Linked DNA regions of Homo sapiens: region 1 is linked to region 2. Evidence: chromatin loops called from intact Hi-C (ENCODE). Cell type or tissue: transverse colon. All regions are shown on one strand. Links, peaks and the distances in the headings refer to the core of each region. The heading gives the core; the rest is flanking DNA. Region 1 overlaps PPARA (peroxisome proliferator activated receptor alpha). Region 2 overlaps PPARA (peroxisome proliferator activated receptor alpha).

Region 1 (8,332 bases), core at 258-8,257, 52 kb after region 2:
CTGTGGCCATCTGTAGCTGTATGAAGCCAAACATGAGTGTGTGCTGATGTCTCCAGCCCTCATCTGTTACCAGATGGATCGTTCTAGCCTCCTCCACTTGCCTACCTGTCAATTCACCATTCCTTGAGTTCATGGTTCATTTTCAGTATACCTGCACAGTGGTATCAGAACTGTTAACCCACACCCTGTGGGAAAAAAACTCCATCAGCTAGAGCACAGTGTTTACAGCCAGATCCTTTTGCCTTTAGTCTTACAGATTCCAATCATTCCAAATTATTCGGTGCAGCGCCTTTCCGCACCTGCACCCACTTTTTCCCCTGAGATTGTTTCCTACATTCGTAGCACAGTTAGATTGTTTTGTTACATTCTGCATTTCACCCTGGGATCCTCCAACCTCCTAAGTTATTTTTGTTTTATTTGCACACATTAGGTTCAATCTGAACTATAAAGTTCTGTGGGTTTTCACAAATGCGTAGTGTCATGTATCCACCACTACATTTTCCTTCTCTCTCTTTCTTGCTTTCTCGCCTTCTTGTCTTGCTCTGTCACCCAGGCTGGAGTGCAGTGGCACAATCTCGGCTCACTACAACCTCCGTCTCCTGGGTTCAAGCCATTCTGCTGCCTCAGCTTCCCGAGTAGCTGGGACTACAGGCACGCACCACCACCCCTGGCTAACTTTTTGTATTTTTACAAAATACAAAAGACGATGTTTCACTATGTGGGCCAGGCTGGTCTCGAACTCCTGACCTTGTGATCCACCTACCTCGGCCTCCCAAAGTGTTGGGATTACAGGCGTGAGCCACCACACCCGGTCTCTCTCCTTCCTTTCCTTTCCTCTCCTTTCCTTTTCTTTCTTTCTCTTTCCCTCTCCTCTCTTCTCCTCTCCTCTCCTTTGATGGAGGTCTCACTGTGACACCCAGGCTGGAGTACAGTGGCAGCATAATCTCAGCTCACTGTAGCCTCAGCCTCCCAGGGCTCAGGTGATCCTCCCACCTCAGCCTCCCAAGTAGCTGGGATTACAGGTGCACACCGCTGAGCCCAGCAAATTTTTGTATTTTTTGTAAAGATAGGGTTTCACCATGTTGCCCAGGCTGGTCTCAAACTCCTGAGCTCAAGTTATCTGCCAGCCTCGGCCTCCCAAAGTGCTGGGATGACAGGCATGAGCTACCGTGCCCAGACCACTGTTAGATTTTCATATGAATAGTTTCACCACATCAAAAAACCCCATGCTTCACCTATTCAACCCTGCCTCTCCCACCCCCAGCCAGCTCAGAAATGGTTCTTTTTACCATTGCTATAATTTTGCCTTTTCCAGAACGCCATGAATTTGAAATCATATAGTATGTAGCCTTTTCAGACTGACTTCTTTCATAGCAATATGCATTTAAGAGTCATCCATGTCTTTCCATGGCTTGATATCTCATTTCTTTTTACACTGAATGAGTTCCCACTGTCTGTTTGTACCACAGTTTGTATATCTATTCACCTATCTAAGGGCATCTTGGTTGCTTCCAATTTTTGGCAATTAATAAAGCTGGCCATGCACAGTGGCTCACACCTGTAATCCCAGCATTTTGGGAGGCCAAGGCGGGCAGATCACTTGAGGTCAGGAGTTTGAGACCAGCCTGGCCAACATGGTGAAACGCTGTCTCTACTAAAAATACAAAAATTAGCCGGGCGTGGTAATGGGCACCTGTAATCCCAGCTACTTGGAAGGCTGAGGCAGGAGAATCACTTGAACCTGGAGGCAGAGGTTGCAGTGAGCTGAGATCGTGCCACTCCACTCCAGCCTGGGTGACAGAGTGAGACTCTGTCCCAAAAAGAAAAAGAATAAACTGCTGTATACATGTGTAGGTTTTGTGTGGACAGAAGTTTTCAAATCAGTTGGACAAATACCTAAGAGTGTGATTCCATCATACAGTAAAACTGCTTTGCTTTGTCAGAAACTGCCAGAATGTCCTCCAAGGGGGCTGTCTCATGTTGCATTCCCACCAGCAATGAATGGGGGTTCCTGTTGCTCCACATCCTCACCAGATTTGATGATGTCAGTTTTGTGGATTTTAGTCATCCTAGTAGGTGTGTGGTGACACCACATTGTTGTTCTCATTCTCAGTGCCCCGATGACATATCATGCTGAGCATTGTTTCATATGCTTACTTGCCATCTGTATATCGTCCTTGCTGAAGTGACTGTTCAGATGTTCAGATCTTTTGCCCATTTTCTTTCTTTTTTTTTTTTTTTTTCCTTTTGATACGGAGTCTTGCTCTGTCGCCAGGCTGGAGTGCAGTGGCACAATCTCAGCTCACTACAACCTTTGCCTCCCGGGTCCAAGCGATTCCCCTGCCTCAGCCTCCCAAGTAGCTGGGACTACAGGCACGCACCACCATGGCAAGCTAACTTTTTCTTTTTTTTTTCTTTTCTTTTTTTTTTGAGATGAAGTCTCGCTCTGTCACCCAGGCTGGAGTGCATTGGTGCGATCTTGGCTCACTGCAAGCTCCGCCTCCTGGGTTCACGCCATTCTCCTGCCTCAGCCTCCCGAGTAGCTGGGACTACAGGCGCCCCCACCACGCCCGGCTAATTTTTTTGTGTTTTTAGTAGAGACGGAGTTTCACCGTGTTAGCCAGGATGGTCTTGATGTCCTGACCTCGTGATCCGCTTGCTCCGGCCTCCCAAAGTGCTGGGATTACAGGCGTGAGCCACCACGCCTAGCCCCCATTTTTCAATTGAGTTGTTTGTTTTAAGACCTCTTTGTATATTACCACATGTGTATTGAAAATATTTTCTCCCAGTCTGTGGCTTGTCTTTAATTTTCTTAGCAATGTCTTTTGCAGAGCAGAAGGTTTCATTAGCTTTCATAGATTCCAACTTATATTTTCTCTTTCATGGATTGTGCATTTGGTGTTGCCCACACAGATTTTTATACTGTATTCTGGTGCCATTTACTGAGTTAACAATTGCGGAAGAACTGGAAGAAAGGAAGCAAACAAAACGAGTTCTGCGTGGCACTGTCAGTGCGGGGGCATGGGGAGTCCTGCAGGGTGAGGTATGGGCGGTATGGCAAGGCGCGGGCCCATAGATGTGCAGGTCTGGAGATGTGTGCAGCGGAGATGTGCGGGCCCGAGATGTGCGGGTCCGATGTGTGGGTCCGGAGATGTGCGCGTACCCAGAGGTGCAGATCGGAAATGTGGGGGTCCGGAGGAAATGTGCGGATCAGGAGAAGTGCCAGTCCCGAGATGTGCGGATCGGAGATGTGGAGGGCTAGGAGATGCGTGGGTCCGGAGATGCGCAGATCAGGAGATGGGCGAATCGGAGATGCGCGGGTCCGGAAATGTGCAGAGCGGAGATGTGTGGATCAGGAGATGTTGGGGGGTCAGGAGATGCGGGGGTCCAGAGATGTGGGGGTCCGGAGATGTGCGGGTCTGGAGATGTGCAGAGCAGAGCAAAGATGAGCTGATCGGAGATGCCCAGGTCCGGGGATCCACGGGTCCGGAGACGCGCGGGTCCGGAGATGCGTGGGTCCAGAGATGTGCGGGTCCAAAGATGTGCAAATCTGAAGATGTGTGGATGGGAGATGTGCAGGTCCGGAGATGCGCGGGGCGGAGATGTGTGGATCGGAGATGCTCAGATCGAAGATGTGGGAATGAGGAGATGTGCGGGGCGGGATGTGTGGATGGGAGACGCGCGGGCCCGGAGATATGCGGGGCGGAGATGTGCGGGTCCAGGGATGTGTGATCTGAGGTGTGTGGGTCCGGAGCTCGGGGTCAGCTCAGCAGCAGTGAGAGCGAGCATGCTGGCTTTGGGAGCACAGCACAATGGCAGCTGTAGGAGTGCAAGAGGGTGTGACCCAGAGGCAGGGCCCGGCCCCGCATGGGTGTTCTGAGGTTTATGCCTCAGCACTAGAAGCCTCGTATGCGAAATCACATCCTCATAGACCCGGTTCAGACACAGGATAGTGATGCCTGGACTATTCATCCGTCTCTCCTCTTTTTCCCCAGACACGCTTTCACCAGCTTCGAGCCCCTCCTCGGTGACTTATCCTGTGGTCCCCGGCAGCGTGGACGAGTCTCCCAGTGGAGCATTGAACATCGAATGTAGAATCTGCGGGGACAAGGCCTCAGGCTATCATTACGGAGTCCACGCGTGTGAAGGCTGCAAGGTAGAGGGGAGCTGGAACAGGGCCTGGTGGCCGCCACCATCAACTACTTATGGTCACTTTTATAGCAAATGGCAGTCATTACTGAGAGATTGCAGAAAGTCCCGGATAAGAAACTGACTTCAGGCCAGGCGCGGTATCTCATGCCTATAATTCCAGCACTTTGGGAGACCGAGATGGGTGGATCACCTGAGATCAGGAGTTCGATACCAGCCTGGCCAACATGATGAAACCCTGTCTCTACTAAAAATACCAAAAAAAATTAGCCAGGCGTGGTGGTGGGCGCCTGTAAGCCCAGCTACTCGAGAGGCAAAGACAGGAGAATTGCTTGAACCCAGGAGCCAGAGGTTGCAGTGAGCCAAGATTGCGCCACTGCACTCCAGCCTGGGCAACAAGAGTGAGACTCCATCTTAAAAAAAAAGAAAGAAAAAAAGAAAAAGAAAAAGAAACTGACCTCAGTGATAGATTAGCCTCTCTTTATAGCACAGAACCCCTGAGAGCGTAAGCCCTGTTGTGAACTGCGTATTTGAGGAATCTAGCTTGTACGCCCCTTATGAGAATCTAATACTTGATGTTCCAAGGTGGAACACTTTCATCCTGAAACTATCCCTCCCCACCCCCATCTGTGGAAAAATTGTCTTCCATGAAACCGGTCCCTGGTGGCAAAAAGGTTGGGGATTGCTGCTTTAGAGAGTCTAGGACAAATGGTTCCTCTGTGCTTTGTAAATACTTAGAGAAGTGCATTCTTTAAAAGAAAATAAGTCACATTGGACCGGGTGCAGTGGCTCACGCCTATAATCTCAGCACTTTGGGAGGCCGAGGCGGCTGGATCACCTGAGGTCAGGAGTTCAAGACCAGCCTGGCCAACATGGTGAAACCCTGTCTCTACTAAAAATACAAAAATTAGCCAGGTGTGGTGGTGGGTGCCTGTAATCCCAGCTACTTGGGAGGCTGAAGCAGGAGAATTGCTTGAACTCAGGAGGCGGAGGTTGCAGTGAGCTGAGATCGAGCCATTTCACTCCAGCCTAGGCGACAAGAGTAAAACTTCATCTCAAAAAAAAAAAAAAGAGAGAAAAGAAAATAAGCCACATTAAGAACATCACTTCATTCGAATACAAGACAGAGAGCTGTTACCGTTGATCTCTGGAGCCTCCCTGAAGGCCAGGTGGGGCAGGTGTTCTCATGCTCCTGCCAGGGAAATTGGCCATCAGAGACACAGAGTATCTTGCTTAGGGTCCCACAGCCCCCAGCAGCAGGGACTGGAACCAGAGACTGGCTGCTCCTGCTCCCCAGCAGTTCCTTCCTGCACATCAGGGGCTTCTCCACCTGATTCAAGCGACAGGAACCCCCTGTGCATCTTCATCCTCCTGCTGGCTCAGCCTGCCCTAAACAGATGTGACCTGGGCCAGGAGTGCATGAAGGCAGGCCCTGTTGTCCTGCATGCTGCCAGCTGGACTGGTGGCCCTTCCGTGTTTGTCAGCGTGGTGATGAGGAGAGCTCCTGTAGCAGCGTCCCTTTAGGGTTGCACAGACGTGCTCAAGTCTGGCGCCTTATGTACGTGATATGTGGGAGATCATCATCTGAATGTTTGGTTTGAATCAGAAATCCCTTCTCACGGTGCACGCTGCAGGTGTTCACTAACTTGGAAAATGCCACCGCCTTTCTGGCACAATGTACCATCTTGGAACACCAGCATTCTGCCCTGAGCCAGGCCTGGCCTCAGAGGCCTGGGCCACAGGGAGAACCTCACAGCCAGGACACTGTGGCACTCTGCTGTCTAGAAGCCTGTCTCCCCACCCTTCCCATTCTAACCCCATGCGTTCCTCAGCCTCCCCACTGTGCAAGCCTAGGTAAGGACATTATGAAGACGTCAGCCTGCCTCTCACATTCCCCTGCACACTGCTGTCCCTCTCCCGCGGGCCAAGCAGACCCACTGTGGCAAAAATATAGAAGAATGACTTAAAAGCAAAGAGAAAAAAGAACCCAAAGCAAAAATGAACTCCTTCGCATGTTTTCTAACCATATACCTTTGAAAAAGCTCCTTATAAAGTGGCCTTTTCCTTAGGGCCATGATTAATTATTCATTTAGTTTTGTTTTTTATGGACTATTTAGTAACATTGTTTCTTGCTGGGTAGAGTTTAAGATGCTTTTACAAAGCAAGAAAATTGTTTACAAACAGCTGGCTTCCTTTTATTATAATTTTTGTCTTTGAGGGAGTTAATATACTCTTACAAAAATTCTTAGAAAGTCTTTAGTCACAAATATGGAAATGTCACAATGCTGGGGATAGTTACATTCATATACATTGTAACAAGGCTGAGTAACTCTTTGGAAAACTATAATTGTGTTTTCCCAAGTCAGATGAGGGCATTTTGAAATGACTTCGAATGCTGCCTCATTTTATTGTTTTTCACATTAAATGTAACGACATTTAAAGTTCTGTATTTGTCCTAATCATTCCAGACTTCTTAGAAGAACTATTTCTTTCTTTTTTTTTTTTTTTTTTTTTTTTTTTTTGAGATGGAGTCTCACTCTGTCGCGCAGGCTGGAGTGCAGTGGCACAATCTCAGCTCACTGCAACCTCCGCCTCCTGGGTTCAAGTGATTGTCCTACCTCAGCCTCCTGAGTAGCTGGGACTACAGACTTACATCACCATGCCCGGCTAATTTTTGTATTTTTAGTAGAGACAGGGTTGCACCATGTTGGCTAGGCTGGTCTCGAACTCCTGACCTCAGGTGATCCACCCGCCTCAGCCTCCTAAAGTGCTGGGATTACAGGCATGATCACCATGCCTGGCCTGGAATAACTTTTCTCTAAATTTTGTTCATTTAAAAAGAAACAATAAATGAGCAACAAAAAAGGTGAGTAAAGCAAGTGCGCTGGTTTCTCAGTGGCCCAGGTCTTTAAATCCACTGTGTATTACCCTCACAGGGCTTCTTTCGGCGAACGATTCGACTCAAGCTGGTGTATGACAAGTGCGACCGCAGCTGCAAGATCCAGAAAAAGAACAGAAACAAATGCCAGTATTGTCGATTTCACAAGTGCCTTTCTGTCGGGATGTCACACAACGGTAGGTAAGGTGGCCCTGCACATTTTCCCAGTTCGTTCCTCAGTTCCCCTTCCTTGCTCCAAGGGAACAGATCAAGCTATGGATGAATGTGCTTCAACATTTCACACCCAAGTCATTTTGTAATCAGAGTGGCCTAAGAAAATAAAAGTCGCCCAGGCGCGGTGGTTCACGCCTGTAATCCCAGCACTTTGGGAGGCTGAGGTGGGTGGATCACCTCAGGTCAGGAGTTTGAGACCAGCCTGGCCAATATGGTGAAACCCCGTCTCTACTAAGAATGCAAAAATTAGCTGGGTGTGGTGGCACATGCCTGTAGTCCCAGCTACTCGGGAGGCTGAGGCAGAAGAATCGCTTGAACCCGGGAGGCGGAGGTTGCAGTGAGCTGAGATTGCGCCACTGCACTCCAGCCTGGGCGACAGAGGGAGATTCCGTCTCACAAAAAAAAAAAAAAGAAAAAGAAAGAAAGAAAGAAAATAAAAGTCTCCCAGGTGCGGTGGTTCACACCTGTAATCCCAGCACTTTGGAGGCCGAGGCGGGTGGATCACTTGAGGTCAGGAGTTTGAGACCAGCCTGGCGAACATGGCAAAACCCCGTCTCTAATAAAAATACAAAAATTAGCTGGGCATGGTAGTGCACACCTGTAATCCCAGCTACTTGGGAGGATGAGACAGGAGAATAGCTTGAACCCGGGAGGCGGAGGTTGCAGTGAGCTGAGATCGCACCACTGCACTCCAGCCTGGGCGACAGAGTGCGACTCCGTCTCAAAAAAAAAGAAAAAAAAAGAAAAAGTCTCAAATAGCTGAGATTCAGTGGTGCATTGGACTCGCTGTTAGAAACTTCAGTGGTAAGACTTTGATACAGAATCGAAAAACCAAGTGGAAGGCACCAAAATGACAGAATGTTCACCTCGTCCATAGGAAGGGTGTACCACCTCAAACATCTCACCACGTTATGAATTTCCTTCTAGCCAATCATTTAATAGTTTCAGAACATGCTAATTGTGATGTGAATGTAAGTCGTTCATAAGAGTTGCATGTCTACCTTCTGGAAAAAGAAGCAGTTATTATATAAACTCATCCCGAAGCCCCGTTCACCTCCTTCACTCAAAGGT
Region 2 (8,332 bases), core at 43-8,042:
CGGGGTTCCAGTGGTTCTCCTACCTCAGCCTCCTGAGAAGCTGGGATTGTAGGCATGTGCCACCACGCCCGGCTAATTTTTGTATTTTTTAGTGGAGACGGGCTTTCACCATGTTGGCCAGGCTGGGTCTCAAACTCCTGACCTGAAGTGATCTGCCCGCCTCAGCCACCCTAAGTACTGGGATTACAGGCATGAGCCACCACACCTGGCTTCTGTTCTATCTGTGCATTGGGGATGAAATTAACACAAATGATGTTTAAAGAAAAAAATGCTCAGAGAAGTTAGAAATGTGCTTTAAATTGGAATCATCTCTTAGTATGTAAAAGTTTTTTGTAATAGAAACAAGCAGGGCAGTATTTGACCTGTTGACAGTGTCCTTGGACTTTACAATTTGTGAAGCAGCGTATTTTGCTTGAGTTGTACGATTGTCGTTTTTTTCCCCCCACTTTGACAACTGTTACAGAACCTGTCACCAGATACAGGCAAGGGAGGTTGGGCTTCCCATCTCTGCACGGCTTCCCTGTGATTCACAAGCAAGCAATCAGAAGTGCACAAAAGTTTAGAACGCGATTTTCATTCTCTTCTTTCCTTAGAAAAACTCGCTTTGTTAGCCTTTTCCAGAAAGGAAGGCACTCAATTGTTGTAATACTCAAATCATAAAAAGAAGCCTAGTCTAGTCTATTCAGCAAGGTGTTCTGAAAGAGGGAATTTTTTAAGTTCAATTATGCGAAGATCTTGAAGGTGGGACTCAAAGGAGAGGGCTATCCTGGGAAGAAGGCTTTGGAAAATGAGAGGCATGAAGGGGAGAGGGTATTTAAATGTGTTTGAAGCCAAGGATCCTTGAGAGAAAAAGCTGGCACTAACAGCGTTCAAAGAACTTGCGTGACAAGTGATGACTAATGACACTGAGGGTGGGTTGTGGGTGCCTAGTGAATTCCTCCGAAGCCAAGAGAGAGGTTTCCAGACCCAGGGAAGAAGGTGTGTACACCCAGAAGTAGTGTAGGGACAGAGATTCCGATCACAAGCTGTGACTGGAAGACGCCGACCACCACTGCAGCAGCCTGAAAACCACAGTCTTGAACCGCCAGCGAAGGGCTGGGAAGTGCGGATCCAGGGCTGGTGCACTGAACCCAGAGGAGCAGGCTCCCATTCCCAGCTAAGGGTGGCAGCTGGCGGGGATCTTTCCAGCAGAAAGCTGTAAGTGGAAGCTTTCAATTCAGAGCAGTAGCAATGCCTTCAAAGTCCCAGGCTTCACGTGGGAACAGAGAATGTGAAGAGTATTTAGCAGGATGCCAATATAAGAAATCTATATTGGTGTTCGTTTGTTTGTTTTTGAGATGGAGTCTCGCTCTGTCACCCAGGCCGGAGTGCAGTGGTGCGATCTCAGCTCACTGCAATCTCTGCCTCCTGGGTTCAAGCGATTCTCCTGCCTCAGCCTCCTACATAGCTGGTACTACAGGCACGCGCCACCATGCCTGGCTAAATTGTTGTATTTTTAGTAGAGATGGGGTTTCACCACGTTGGCCAGGCTGGTCTCAAACTCCCGGCCTCATGATCCGCCCTCTGCAGCCTCCCAAAGTGCTGGGATTACAGGCGTGAGCCACCGCACCTGGCCCAATATTGTTTGTTTATTTATTTCTTGACAGGATCTCACTCTGTCACCAGGCTGGAGTGCAGTGGTGTGATCTCAGCTCACTGCAACCTCCACCTCTCTGGCTCAAGCAATCCTCCCTCCTCAGCCTCCTGAGCAGCTGGGACTACAGGTGCACACCACCACACCCAACTAGATTTTGTGTTTTTTGTAGAGATGGGGTTTAGCCATGTTCAGCTAGTCTCAAACTCCTGGGCTCAAGTGATCTGTCCGCCTTGGCCTCCCAAAGTGTTGGGATTACAGGTGTGATTCATGATGTCCAGCCCAGTATTTTTCTTTCACTCTGGAAACCAAAAATTATTGGCTTTTTTTCCTGTTGCATTCCCTTTACTTAGATGAATCTAGCAAGGTTGGCTGTTAGTGTCTAGGTCAGAAGTCTAAGTGAAAGTGAATATTTAACCACACTCAAGCACAGCTGATGATCTTTAATACTAATAGAGGTATAAGACTTAAAAGAAACAAGAACCCAGAGGGAAAATATGGCCATGGACTCAGAGAAAACCACGGCAGCTTCCATGGACTCATAAAAAGAGCTCAAAACCTAGGAAGTGGATGGAGACTCTTTTTGGAATGAATGAATTCAAATGTGGGCTTTCTTAGTAGATTAAATCATTTTCTAGAAGGAATTTCAGAAGGATGTGTGCCCAATTATGGTATCAGGTCTGTTGTAGACTCTTCAAGGAGGAAGCCTCTGAAAGACAAGAAGGAACAATTAAAAATTAGAATTCAGGTGAGTGGATCACGAGGTCAAGAGATCGAGACCAGCCTGGCCAACATGGTGAAACCCCGTCTCTACTAAAAATACAAAATTTAGCTGGGCATGGTATGGCTGTAGTCCCAGCTACTCGGGAGGCTGAGGCAGGAGAATCACTTGAACCCGGGAGGCGGAGGCTGCAGTGAACCAAGATTGTGCCACTGCACTCCAGCCTGGCAACAGCGAGACTCCATCTCAAAAATAATAAGTAAATAAATAAATAAATAAAAATTAGAACTCAGAAAAGGAATTAATTTCTTCTGAGAGAGAAAAAGATGAGATTCTAGCCTAAGGTGTAACACATCCATCCACCAGGTATCATTTTTATACACGTGAAGTTAAATCACCAAAGGACCAGGTGAGCAGATGTGGACTTTCCGACTGTGTGTGTGCGACTTCCTCAGAGCCCTCAGTGGCGTTCCCTTTTCCGCGCTAGCGTTTGGTCCCTGCGCTTTTCTGGATGCCCCCACCCCCTCTGGCTCCACGAGGCCCCCTGTACGTCACCATCACCTTTGTGAGCTTGAAACCTGTCACCCACCCGCCTTCCAGATGTCACCTGGGCCCTCCCGGAGGCCCTCGCCCTCAGTGTGTCTGATTCTGAGCTGTCCTGCGTTTTCCCCTCCCCTCACCCTGGCGACCCTTTTCGGTCTCAGTTGCCAGCCTCCTGCTAGGGCTGGGTGGGGGACATCAAAGGCAGGACAAGGTGTAGGGTCCTCACCCACCACTTAGCAGCTCTCAGATGCAGACAGATTTTTCAGCTGGCCTGTGGCTCAGTTTCCCTCAGCTACAAGAGGGGTGCATGCTAGGGTTTCTCTGGATTGCTGCACCTGGCAGGTAGTGTGAGCTTGGTAGGTGCTTCCTTGCTTATCATTGCCTCTCCCATCTTAATGTTGTCCCATCCATCCAATGTTTATGGGATGAGAGGTTGATAGGAGGGCATGGCCCTGACATTCCAGGGACTGACCGACACGCTGTCTACACAAACCCCTTCTGGTTCTTCTCGTGCACTGGGCGTGCCGGAGACACACTCCCTTACCCTCATACCCCGCCGCACCCCTGTGACCTCTACCTTTGAGACCTCAGCTTAAACTCACTCTTAGGGAAGGCTCCCTGAACCACCTGCTGGGGTTGTATGCTGATGCAGGTACTTGTAACACCTGGTGCTTTTCCTTTCGTGCACTCAGGCAGTGTTTATTCAAGTGATGGCTTGGTGACAGTGGCTCTCCCTGAGACCCCGTGAGGCCAGAGTCCTTGGCTCATCACTCATGGTTGAACCCGGAGCCTCTTGCTGGTAGGTGCTTCAGGACTGGCTCTGGGAGCCTGTGGCTCCTGCCGGGTACCCACCGGTTGAGATACCTCAAGTTTTAAATGCCACCTCCTTCCTGAAGCCTTCCTTGCTGCTCCCCCAAACTAGAGGCAGGAGTTTTGTCCTTCAGATAACCTATGGCATTTGAGTCACTCTGATTTGATGAATTCTGCCTTCACTTGAGCAGCTATTAGGGGCATATGTCAGTCATTCATTCCTCAGTTCATGTATTTATTCAGCAAATATTTACTGAGCACGTACTGCGTGCCAGGCACTGTCCTGCTGTGGAAAACAGCAGGCATGATTCCCTGCCACTACCAACCACTGCATCGCATAACTGGCAGACTCCCAGCTTCAAGGAGAGGCACGGAGGGAAACTGAGAGCAGCCTGCAGAGGGGAAAGAGCGGGGACAGAGGGTCACGGAGGTCGCAGGGGCGTGTGTGCAGCACCTGCCAGTGAACGGAATGTGCGGCTCCAGATGTCGTTGTCTTTAAACTTCGGAATTTCCTTTCACTAAAGAACCAAGTCCAGGGGGAGGAAAGAGTGAATACAAATTATCCAAGAAACTCAAGAGCTCATTTTAGTTCTCCTGATTATGATCTTAAAGGCATTAAGCGCTCAAGTTAAACTCCTTGTGACCCACATAGGTTAGCAGAATTTAAATCCTAGGTGATTATTAACTCTAATCATACATCTAATGACCTATATTGAAGATACACTGCCTGCTTAGTTGTGGCTTCAGCCTTTGCTCCGTCACTGATAGTTCTAGCCTGAAAAGCAAATGAGCCCTCATGCTCACGATTTCACCACAGTCACATAAGCGGGAAGAGCAGGCTCCTGGCTGTGGCGAGCTTGACTCCATTTGGTTTGATAGAAATGAGAGGTAGATGATTCCCTAGACAAATGCAGGCCTTTCTCGAAGCCCCTTTCCCAGGACGACGTGACATGAGTGGTCTGTGCCTTCCAGGGCAGCCACGTCATGCTTTGCCCAGCCAGGGCGGTGGGGAGGGAGACAGCCACATCCTGCCCGGGGCTCCTGGGCCCCGCTGCATCAAGTGAAAGCAGGGCTGGCTCCCTGATGTCCTTGGAGAAGTCGCCCACACTGCTTTCCCCCATGGGAGTGACAAGGATGTGTCCCGCCAGCCTTCCACGACGGACCCCCCACTCTCTATTAATTCCCAAGAAACCAGGCCATGGAGGTGGGTTTGAGGGTTTGTATTGGTGTTTTTTAAAGTCAGGTTGACCGAGTGCGGTGGCTCACGCTTGTAATCCCAGCACTTTGGGAGGCTGAGGCGGGCGGATCACATGAGGTCAGGAGTTCAAGACCAGCCTGGCCAACATGGTGAAACCTTGTCTCTACTAAAACTACAAAAAAAATTACCTGGGCGTGGTGGTGGGCGCCTGTAATCCCAGCTACTCAGGAGGCTGAGGCAGGAGAAACCCTTGAACTAGGGAGGCTGCAGTGAGCCGAGATCGCGCCACTCCAGCCTGGGTGACAAGAGTGAGATTCTGCCTCAAAATAAATAAAGTCGGGTTTATTAAGATATAATTTACATACAGTAATTTTTTTTTTTTTTGAGACAGAGTTTCACTCTTGTTGCCCAGGCTGGAGTGCAATGGCACGATCTCAGCTCACTGCAACCTCCGCTTCCAGGGTTCAAGCCATTCTACTGCCTCAGCCTCCTGAGTAGCTGAGATTACAGGTGTCCACCACCATGCCTTGCTAATTTTTGTATTTTTAGTAGAGACAGGTTTTCGCTATGTTGGCCAAGCTGGTCTTGAACTCCTGACCTCAGGTGATCCGCCAGCCTCGGCCTCCCAAAGTGCTGGGATTACAGGCATGAGCCACTGCACCCGGCCAGTACATGCTTTCTTGATTTGTCTGTTTCCCACCTGTCTCCCCTCCCTAGAATGGCAGCTCCATGACGACAGAGGTGTTTCTCTGTTTTCTCCATGGCTGCACCCTCAGCTGCTAGAAGGTGGCCCAGCATAGGAGGTATTTAATGAAGCCTTCCTCTCCACTTAAATCTACACCCTTGTGCTTATTAAAAGGTGACAGTTTTCTGTTTGAAAATTTTATTAGTGTTTTAATGAGAAAGTTATTATTTGGGTAATGCCTGAATATGAGGAAAACATTAAGGGTAGAAATGTAATTGTTTTCCTATTTCATTCAGTCTATGGATTTTATTGAAGATTACAGAATTACTTCTTTGTAGCTATGGAAGTAAAAAAATAATAAGACGAGTAGCTATTTCAAAACGTAGGGCTGATAAATTTGGGATGGTTTGAGAACGTTAAGTTGGGGAACTCCATTTCTTTTTTTACATTTTTATTTATTTTCATTTGTTTATTTATTTATTTGAGACAGAGTTTCGCTCTGTTGCCCAGGCTAGAGTGCAATGCCATGATCTCGGCTCACTGCAACCTCTGCCTCCGGGGTATAAGTGATTCTCCCATATCAGCCTCCCGAGGAGCTGGGACTACAGGCGCCTGCCACCACACCTGGCTAATTTTTGTATTTTTAGTAGAGATGGGATTTGGCCATGTCAGCCAGGCTGGCCTCAAACTCCTGACCGCAGGTGATCCGCCTGCCCTTGGCCTCCCAAAGTGCTGGGATTACAGGTGTGAGCCACCGCGCCCAGCCAGGGAACTGCATTTCTGACAGTGGCTCAGTAGTTTGGAAGTTAACTGGCAAAGGTGGACAGAATCTTTAAACATATGTGGAGGAATTGGAGAGTTTACAAGATAGTGAAGAACTGCCAGGCCATGGTCTGGAGAAGATGGAAACTTGATGTTTGGGGCCATTGTGTCCCTGGGGTGTTGGCCAATTTATGAAAGAAGCAGTTAAGAGCCTGAGTGGCACTTTTGAGGGGCTAGAAGGGAAGACCCTGGTAAACATCCCAAACTTTGGATTGGGACCCAAAAAAGCTCCATCCCAGGAGTACAGGTGACCTGGAAACGGATCAGCGTAATCGAGGACTGAAGTCCAGTTCTAGCTACGCCCAGTCCTTGAGACTGGATTAAGGTGATCTCAGATTGCAAGGACCTCAAATGCCTGGCAGAAGCAAGTGAATATCCTTCTGGAGGAACAGAGCCTCATCCTAGGCCTCTAATTATTTTTAAGGACAATTTTTCAAATGCAGGCTTTCCTCCCTTTGCACAGTTCCCTTATGCATAAATTTCAGTCAGTGGCCAGCTGCAGTGGCTCATGCATGTAATCCCAGCGCTTTGGGAGGCCAAGGCGGGTGAATTGCTTGAGTCTGGGAGTTGGAGACCGGCCTGGGCAACATAGAACCCCATCTCTATTTTTAAAAATAAAATATTAATTATCACTGCTTAGTTAAATTATAGTGGTCTCCCAACAATACAGATCAGATCCCAGCTCCCATGGTATATACACTGTGAGTGCTGTATAAAGTACAAGCTCTGCCGCCAGTTCTCCAGCCTACAAATCACAGTATAGATAACAGATGTGCATGATGATCACTGGCCAATTGCGTCACTTCTCTCAAAGTCAGTCTGTGATTGGTCCCTGAGCATCTGTCGGTCAGTTTCATGCACAGACTGCAAAGCATATGGTTTTGTCTACTCTTTGTCTCTCAGTGATAAACCCACATGGCATTTTGTAAAAGTGGATACATCAGGCCAGGTGTGGTGGCTCATGCCTGTAATCCCAGCACTTTGGGAGGCTGAGGCAGGTGGATCATTTGGGGTCAGGAGTTTGAGACCAGCCTGGCCAACATGGTGAAACCCCATCTCTACTAAAAATACAAAAATTAGCTGGATGTGGTGGCAGGCGCCTGTAATCCCAGTTACTGGGGAGGCTGAGGCAGGAGAATTGCTTGAACCCAGGAGGCAGAGCTTGCAGTGAGCCGAGATCATGCCACTGCACTCTAGCCTGGGTGACAGAGCAAGACTACCATCTCAAAAAAAAAAAAACAAAAAACAGTAATCAAGCATGAAAATTATGAAATGCTCAGAGATAAAATGCGCGAGGCCTGTACACTGTAATCTACAAAACACTGCTGAGAGAAATTTTAAAAGACCTAAATAAATGGCAAGTTATAACATGCTCTTGAATCAGAAGACTCAGTATCTTAGGATGGCGACTTTTCCCAAAATGATCTACAGATTCAAAGCAATCGGAATCAGACCTCAGCATGCCTACTTGTAGAATTTGATAACCTGATTCTAAAGTTTATATGGAAATGCAAGGAACCCAGAGTTGCTAAAATAACTTTGAAAAAGAACAACACAGTTGAAGGACTTAGACTACATGATTTCAAGAATTATTATAAAGCTACAGTAATCAAGACAGTATGGTATTGATATGAAAATAGACCATTAGATGAATGGAACAGAATAGCAAGTCCAGAAATAGATCCACACATATATGGTCAATTGATTTTCAGCAAAGTGCCAAGTCATTTAAGTGGGGAAAAGATAATCTTTTCAACAAATGATACCGGAACAACTGGATAGCCATATGCAAAAGAACCTCAACCTTCAGCTCACAGCACTACAAACTCATAATTATTATCATTATATTATACTATTATGTAATAATAGTATATATCATGTTACATATTATATTATGTAATATATATTATATGATACTGT

What was found. A loop is a pair of places that touch in the nucleus more often than their neighbours do. Peaks named below come from ENCODE experiments on the same cell type or tissue, not always from the same donor. Only the 100,000 strongest peaks of a DNase experiment are listed, where the experiment ranks them.
Region 1: a loop joins it to region 2, with 2.0 times the contacts of the local background. A loop is called at or near these places in 6 of 110 quality-filtered maps.

What each region holds. Positions count from the first base shown.
Region 1 is chr22:46,211,178-46,219,509 of GRCh38, forward strand. It overlaps PPARA (peroxisome proliferator activated receptor alpha), which reads left to right. Exons shown (of 9, transcript NM_005036.6): 5 at 3,996-4,156; 6 at 7,086-7,224. Among named protein-coding and RNA genes, the nearest start is that of CDPF1, 35 kb to the right of the region's middle. RefSeq lists an enhancer at 3,193-3,694. In transverse colon, for the core only: no CTCF peak of the experiment used is centred there; no DNase peak of the experiment used is centred there.
Region 2 is chr22:46,158,981-46,167,312 of GRCh38, forward strand. All of the region lies in intron 2 of PPARA (peroxisome proliferator activated receptor alpha), which reads left to right. LOC105373074 (a long non-coding RNA gene) reads right to left here. Exons shown (of 2, transcript XR_938315.3): 2 at 2,062-2,342. Among named protein-coding and RNA genes, the nearest start is that of PPARA, 13 kb to the left of the region's middle. In transverse colon, for the core only: no CTCF peak of the experiment used is centred there; a DNase peak (open chromatin) is centred at 3,441.